Regions from separate parts of the Mus musculus genome. Here regions 1 and 2 are each linked to region 3. A link is a loop called in an ENCODE intact Hi-C map of the cell type or tissue named here. Cell type or tissue: gastrocnemius. All regions are shown on one strand.

The links. A loop is a pair of places that touch in the nucleus more often than their neighbours do. Peaks named below come from ENCODE experiments on the same cell type or tissue, not always from the same donor. Only the 100,000 strongest peaks of a DNase experiment are listed, where the experiment ranks them.
Region 1: a loop joins it to region 3, with 3.0 times the contacts of the local background. A loop is called at or near these places in 4 of 42 quality-filtered maps.
Region 2: a loop joins it to region 3, with 12 times the contacts of the local background. A loop is called at or near these places in 11 of 42 quality-filtered maps.

Annotation. Positions count from the first base shown.
Region 1 is chr2:5,429,999-5,432,498 of GRCm38, forward strand. All of the region lies in intron 3 of Camk1d (calcium/calmodulin-dependent protein kinase ID), which reads right to left. Among named protein-coding and RNA genes, the nearest start is that of Gm36853, 51 kb to the right of the region's middle. In gastrocnemius, a CTCF peak has its summit at 1,511 (motif pointing left); a DNase peak (open chromatin) is centred at 1,512.
Region 2 is chr2:5,769,830-5,772,329 of GRCm38, forward strand. No RefSeq gene overlaps it. Among named protein-coding and RNA genes, the nearest start is that of Gm29857, 43 kb to the left of the region's middle. In gastrocnemius, a CTCF peak has its summit at 1,034 (motif pointing left); a DNase peak (open chromatin) is centred at 987.
Region 3 is chr2:5,078,909-5,081,408 of GRCm38, forward strand. No RefSeq gene overlaps it. Among named protein-coding and RNA genes, the nearest start is that of Optn, 16 kb to the left of the region's middle. In gastrocnemius, a CTCF peak has its summit at 1,333 (motif pointing right); DNase peaks (open chromatin) are centred at 1,332 and 1,628; H3K4me3 peaks cover 545 bases; H3K27ac peaks cover 345 bases.

The DNA.
Region 1 (2,500 bases), 350 kb after region 3:
TCTGCAGAACTTCCTGCAGAGTCTTAACTTCCATTGCGACTCACTCATCTGTTCTGAAAGCCTGAGTCAATCCATCTCCGAGTGCCGCCTGCATGCCGTTTATCTTTCAGAACGTGGTCCCCATTCCTCTCTCTGCCAAGACGGGTGACTGAGAATAGGGGGAACAGTGAATCACCAGTAAGGCAGCCTAGGGTGGCTTTTCTGAATAAAAATATGCATAATTTAGTGACAGAAGAGCTATTCCTAGAAACTGACGATGAGGAACTCGGGCTCACTGTGAGGGGCCTTTACTATCAGTTAAGCTGACCATCTCAGGAGAGCAGATGTTAGGACAAACTGATTAATGAGCCCCACAGCAATCCCAAAGGTAAGAGAGACGGTCACTTAGCAACAGTCCCCATACAAGGCATGGACCTCAGTCATGCCTTGTGCTCTCAAGCACCTGCAAAATGCAAAGGCTACAGCGAAGTAGGGCAGAGTTAGCAGAAATGCTTGCTTTAATTTTTTGGAAGTGTTAACTTGCAGGGGCCCTTGGAAAAATGTTATGTAGATGGTGTCCCAGAAGCTATCTGTCTCTTATTTACATCTAGAATACCATAGAGTTCACAAAGTATGTTCTCTCTTCATTACATGCATGCACACGTGTACACACCAAATCAATACTTTAAAATTAAGCAAAAGAACAACAATAAAAAACAACCAAAGTAAAAAGGGGTATCAGAAGGCTGTGTATATAACTCAACACATCCCTAGCATGTGATTTCCTTTTTCTAACATTTCCTAGGCCTTGTGTGATTCAATCCCCAGTACTCCCAAATTTTAAAAAATTATAACTATTTCAAATAAGTTAAATACTTTATAACAAACTATATTAAAGCAAAAAACATTTTAGTTTCTTTCTCTAAATTACATATCTAGAAACCACAAAGGCAGGATAATTCGTCTGGTCACAATTTCCATGTTTTTATTACTTTAAAGTAATATCTGCTTCTACACCCTGTCTACAGAGCCTGCTCTTTCTAGCATGGATTTGTTATTTAATGTATTTGTAGTATTATCCACAATCTTTGTCGGGGTCACATTTTATATGACTTCTAAGTTTCAAACGGTCCACGCTTTCAATTCATTCTTTTCCACCAACCGTAGTATCTTTAATTTGGAAAATACTTCCTCTATACTTGCTGCAATAGCTGGTAAGTTCACAGCAAATGCTGATAAACAGGTAAATTCAAAATTGCTAAACTGTAACCTGTTGTTTGTTTGTTTGTTTTTTCCTTTTTGAGACAATATTGGGCAAGTTGGCCAATTGTGAACTGGCCTTTCTCTTGCCACAAGTTTGGGACTGCTGGGCTTATGGAAATCTGTCAACATACCCAAGTTCTATTTGTAAAATTTCAATCAAATATATATAAATAATTCAGCCCAAATGTTTAGGTACTGCTGGTGTGGGTGGGTGTGCACACATGTGCACTTGTAATTGTGCATGGAGGTCAGAAGACAGCCCCCTGGTGTTGATCCTCAGGAACTGCATATTGCTCACTGGCCTGGCACTCACTAAGTAGGTGAGGCTGGCTGTCCATCAAGTCCCAGAGACCTACTTTTCCAGCACCAGGATAACAAGGGTGCACGCCCATGTCTGGCTGTCTGGGTAAATCACACGCAGGACAAGTACTTTGCTGATCTAGCCATCTAAAGTAGGTGAGCAGAATAGTATTTACTACTTTTCTTTGATACTTAAAAAAAAGAAAAAGATACTTTTGTCTGATGCTTAATAAACCTTGAAAGATAGACTGTTCCTGTTAGTGATTTTCTTCTGCTTTCTCAAAGTTGGATGCTATACAAGCACACATCTCAATCTTTTCTCAAGGCTAGACAGATATAAAATTACCTGATAAAAAATAGAACTCTACCAAGACATTTTCCCCAGACCGAGCGCTTCCAGAGTACAAGTCTAGATGTTTGAAAACTCTTCCGCAGTCTTTGCGCTCTTATCATTTGATGTGTTCCATTTATTTTATAAGGATGCGTTTCAGGACTTAGTTTCAATCAGTGACTGCAGATGGTTACTCACTACAAATACTACTATTTATATCACTTAATATAACACCATAAATAAGAATTTCCAACTGTGGGGCTGGAGAGATGGCTCAGCAATGAAGAGGACTGGCTGTTTTTCCAGAGGACCAGAATTTGATTCCCAGTACCCACGTGGCTGCTCATATGATTACATCTGTAAATCCACTCACAGGACATCTGATGTCCTCTTCTGGCCTCTTAGAGCAAAACACACACACACACACACACACACACACACACACACACATACACACACACACACCATACACATGCACACACACACACACACACACACACACACACACACACCATACACATGCACACACGTGGTGAAAATAGATTTAGTCAAAGCATGTATACACATGAAGTAGGGAATTTGGTCCTGAGGTCTGACACTGGTTTAACATAAACCGTTTTTTGTTTT
Region 2 (2,500 bases), 690 kb after region 3:
TATTCAGGAAGTCCTAACCAGAGGCTGATAAGAGCTGGGCAGATTCACTTCCCCAGAGATAGTTTCATACCCAATGATGCTGGTTCTGGATCCAGAAAGACAGTAGAGCCTTGCCACATAGCAACAGGGATGTACTAGAGAGAGGTTTATTTCACTTTAAGGACACATGCCTCTCATTCCACTCTCACAACAAATATCAAAAAATGTGGTGGTTCAGGCCTTTGAGTGCAGCACTGAGGAGGCAGAAGTAGTTGACATCTGTGAGTTCAAGACCAGCTTGCTCTACAAAGAAGATTCCAGGACAGCCAGGGCTACACAGAGAAATCCTGTCTCGAAACCTCCCTCCACCCCAACAAAAAGAAAGAGAAAAGGAAAAAGTGGTTCTGTCCCAGAATTGAAAAATCTGTGACTGCTAGACTGGCTTAATTTCTGATTCATCTGCTAATCCAGGAACATCCAGTGATATGCTAACAGGCTTGTTGGGGTTTATGTAGCTAACATCACTTACCTTAGAGTTCAGAGTCAGCCTTCCTTACACAAATGAGTTATTACAGCTCCACTGAGTTTCCTAGTTATACTGCCAATCTCCCCATGTTTAATTAAGGAACAGCAGAAAAACTCCCAAATTCACCGTTAGTTGGGATGCAGTTACTATAACAAACACTTGAATTAAGGAAACCAAGGGTCTGAGGTTTAAATCAACAACTACAAAACACAACAGAGAGAGGACAGAGCACATGGCCCTCTTACTCCACTGGGACCTGGGGAGAAGATCCAGTGTCTTCAGTCACAAGCCAGGTGTCACTTTAGCTGCTGTTAATAGGAAAAATTTAGTTGGAAGGCACAGCATAGTTAAAGGATATAAGAGGAGAGTCTCCATCATTAAAAACTCATACAGTGATTCAGACTTTTGTCTCCATGGAAACAACATCATCAGCTCTGCCAAGTGTCTCCACTCCAAGTACAAGGACCTAAAAGTAGGGAAAGCCTTTCATTAACTAAGCCAGGCGCCATCTTGTGGTAAGTCTCTTAGCAACGTGGAAGAAGCCACAGACTAAATGTTTCCCAAAATTATCTGTAGTGGACAAAACATCCGGAGCTTTTCCTTCCAACTAAGAACTAAGAAAGAGCCCATAACACTCTTCCGGGGATCTAAGAGTTAGCAGTTGTGATTTCTTCACCCCAAAGTCAGCAATCTTTAGAAAAAAAGGAAGAAAATTTGAGGAAGTAACTCAGCAGTTTTACGAAAGATATTCTTTAAATGACAGTGTACACCCCTTTTATTGGAGAAGCTTCACCCAGCGAGTCAGGGCCTGGGCCCTGTTGCTCCGTTTCCTGTCTGGATGGTTTAAAGGGAAGAGTGTGTTCCACATGTGGTCATGGAAGGTTTTCACACAGCCCCGAAGGGAGCCTGAGCATGTGGATCCTGGTTCCTACTTATTTTGTTTTTCAGAAATTATTAACCAAGGTCATCCCTGTGGATCTTATGAGAACCAGCTGCAGGTGATCCACTCATGTAAGAAAACTTCCCATAACTGACTGCACCAGGGCGACCAGGATCGAAGCTAAGGAAGGTTCCACAGTGCTGTCAGTGGATATCAGTGTTAAGGGTTTGACAGAACACCACACTGGTTAGAGGTGGTGCTAAGCTCTGTATTTTGTGTGGTTACAATACCAACATGCTTGTAGAGAGTGTCATAGACCTAGGCAATGTTAGTATTTTATTACCTCACCCAGCCTCACAGCAGACAGACTCTCAAATTCACCATTAGTTGGGATGCAGTTGCCATAACAAACACCTGAAACCACCACTACCTTACAAAGAAAAGGCTTGGATCATAGATTTGATGTTCTTGTCCAGGACAATTGTGCCTATAGCTTTGGACCTCCAGTAAGGTACCACATCAAGGTGAAAGTGTGTGGTAGAGCTAAGTAACTCTCCCTAGGACTAGCACATAAGAGAGAGAAGCCAGGATTTCCCAGCCCCCTTCAAGGGCAGTAATCTAATGTTCTGAGGCATTGCACTAGGCCCAATCTCTTAAAGTTTCTGCCACCTCCCAATAGTGCCCAGTGGGGACCAGGATTCTATAAGCATGTCTAACCTGTAGGTCTGCACAAATTTAGAAATTTAGTTAAAGCATTAAGGGGTGTGTGTGTGTGTGTGTGTGTGTGTGTGTGTGTGTGTGTGTGAATGTGGAGGCCTGAGGAAAACCCGAACTGTCATTCTTCAGATGCCTTCCCCCTCTTGTTTGTTGAAACAGGCTTTCTCATTGGTTTGATAGACATCAAGTAGGTTATACTGACTGGGCACTGAGGCACAGGAATCCATCTTTCTCTGCCTCCCTGGTACACACCACTGTGTCCAGTTTGTGTGTGTGTGTGTGTGTTCCACATATTCTTTTATTTTTATTTCATTACATTTCATTTTTTACTTATTCACTTTACATCCCACTCACTGCCCCTCCCTCCCCATCACACCCTCCACAACCCATCCCCATCC
Region 3 (2,500 bases):
CCCCACTCCCTTCAGGAAGGTGTCTGGGAACGATTTACCTCCTAAATGTGCTCAGAGATGTTGTGTTTTTCCTGTAACAATTTACTTGATTGTTCTCAAGGATGTGATATTTCTATTTGTGGGATGCTTTGTTGTTCTCCTGTCCATTTCTCACAAAGCTGGGGATAGGAATAGCCCATTCCTGGACTAAGATCTTGGAGGATGCTCTAAGACAGATATGCTTGGGTCTGAAGTTAGTTAGGGGCAATCCTGATTCACAGTTAGCTTCTTAGTGAACTGAAAAAACACTTGATACTTTACTAATATAATGTATAGGACCTGTGTTAGGTTTCTCCAGCAAAATGGGACGGAGAGGGAGAGGGAGAGGGAGAATGAAGCAGGAATGTCTAAGGTTTATATGAGGTCATCAGGCTGGAATTTCAGGTAAGAATTACAATTGATGTCTGGACTCCAAATCCCTCAAGTGAGAAACTGAGGCAGGGTTTCTCTGTGGCAATCTGGTTGAAGAAAAATTTCTTCTACCTTGAGAAACTGCAGTCTTTACTCTCAAAGCTTTCAAATGAAAGGACCCACACACAATATGGAGAATCACACGCTTTATGCAGAACACCAATCACATAAAGAATGTGTCTCCACAGAAGTATCTCCAGTGGTATTTGGCCAAATGCAGGGCATTTTAGTCTGGCCAAGTTAATGCACACAGTTAACTATCACATGGGGGAAAACTTATCAGTTTTTAAAGGTTACTGAGGGCTTGAGAGGCTGAGGCAGGAGGATCAAGTTTGAGGTCAACCTGGGTTACATGGCAAGACCTTGGTCTAAACAGTTATTATTATTTTTTTAATTTGAAGAAAAATTTAAAATTTGAAAAGGCATACGGAGCAGCTGATGTTTCTCCAACATCATCCCGGTGTGGGGAGGTAGAGGCAGAGGATCAGGAGTTCATGTTCACCCCTAGCTTTATGCTGTCCATGGTTCATCATCTCTTATGGCCCATATTAGTCATTGTGCCATTCAAAAGCCACAGAGCAAGAGAAACATGTTTCACAGCTCCTACTGTATCCTGGACCCTAGGGATGCAACAGTGGCAAGATGTGGTTTCTGCTCTTCATTGTGAGCTGACTTGGCTGAGGCTATAAAGCAAAGGTGCTTTGTGAAATTCAGAGAGGATAACGTAAGGTAACTCAGAGATATGCACAGGAAGTTGCATATTTGCAATAAAGCCACACACAGCAGAACTATTAGATCCAGGCACTCACTCAACGTGGATTCTGGGCTCTTCAGCTCTGATCTCTTCAGCTCTCATTTGCTCAGACTGTCTATGTCCAGCAGATGGTGCCAAATGACTGTCTGCAGTCAACTGGCAGTCCCTCTCAGGGAAAATCCAAATTGAGCCTATGAAAGAAAGGTCAGCATTTTTAAGGAAAGTGCTCTTTGTCAGACTAAGACCTTTTAATTTGTCCCATTTTAATAGTACATATGTATCAAGATAAAAAAAAAACAGACAAGGAAATGGCCTCCTTTGCTGGGATTGTGGAATTGTAAGACCCCCGAAACTGGGGAGACCTCCGCTCAAGTCCCGGGTTGAGCTGGTCGGCACCCCGATAACACCTGATGCAAACTGCAAGACGCTTTATTGTCAGCTAGCTGAGGGGAGTTCGATCTCGAGCGGTAACAGTAGGGGGCTTTTAACAGCTAGCTGAGGAGTTGGGAGGAGTTTGGCTACAGCTCTTCTCTGGCGGGTGTCCTTGGTAAAATAACAAGGCATGAAGAGTGAGGAGTGAGCTGTAGCTCTTCTCTGGGGAATCTATCTCCATGTCCTTGGCACAGGGAGCCAAGCAAGCGCCTGGCTAGGTCTCCCCACAATCATCGAGTCTCTGGCTGTAAGGCACAGAAACAAAAAGACTTTTTGTTGGCTATAGAGAACAAAGAGCTTCTTTCTGGCTGTATTTTAAGAGATCAGGGAAAACAAGCTTGGGGAATGTCCAGGGGCTTTACCTTTCAGGGAGAAACGCTCTAAGTCGGGGTCTCACAGAATTATGGGAACAGAGGTCAGGAAGTACTTCAGTAAAACAGCACCCCAATATAGACTGGCATATGAAACTCCAATGACTGAGCATACACGTGTGTATTCATATATTTTGAGTCTACACTTGTATAGAAGTGTATGTATCATGTATGCATATGTACATACGTGCCTGTGTGTGAATATATGGGTAGAAGTCCAAGTGTGTGCGTTTTTGTAATGTGTCTGTATGTGTTGAGTATTTGCAAGTAGGTGCCTATGGTCACATACAAGCATACTCATGGTGTATGTGGAGTGCCTGTGTATGATTGTGAGGAATATGAGTGTGAGTGTGCACATGTGGATGTGTATATCCATGTGTGACTGTGTACACGTATATGTTTACTTTTGGGAAAAATTAAAAAATAAAATAGATGAGGAATGGAAGGTTTGACATATTTTTAAAGGGCAAAGGTACAATTGTTGAGGCAGTGG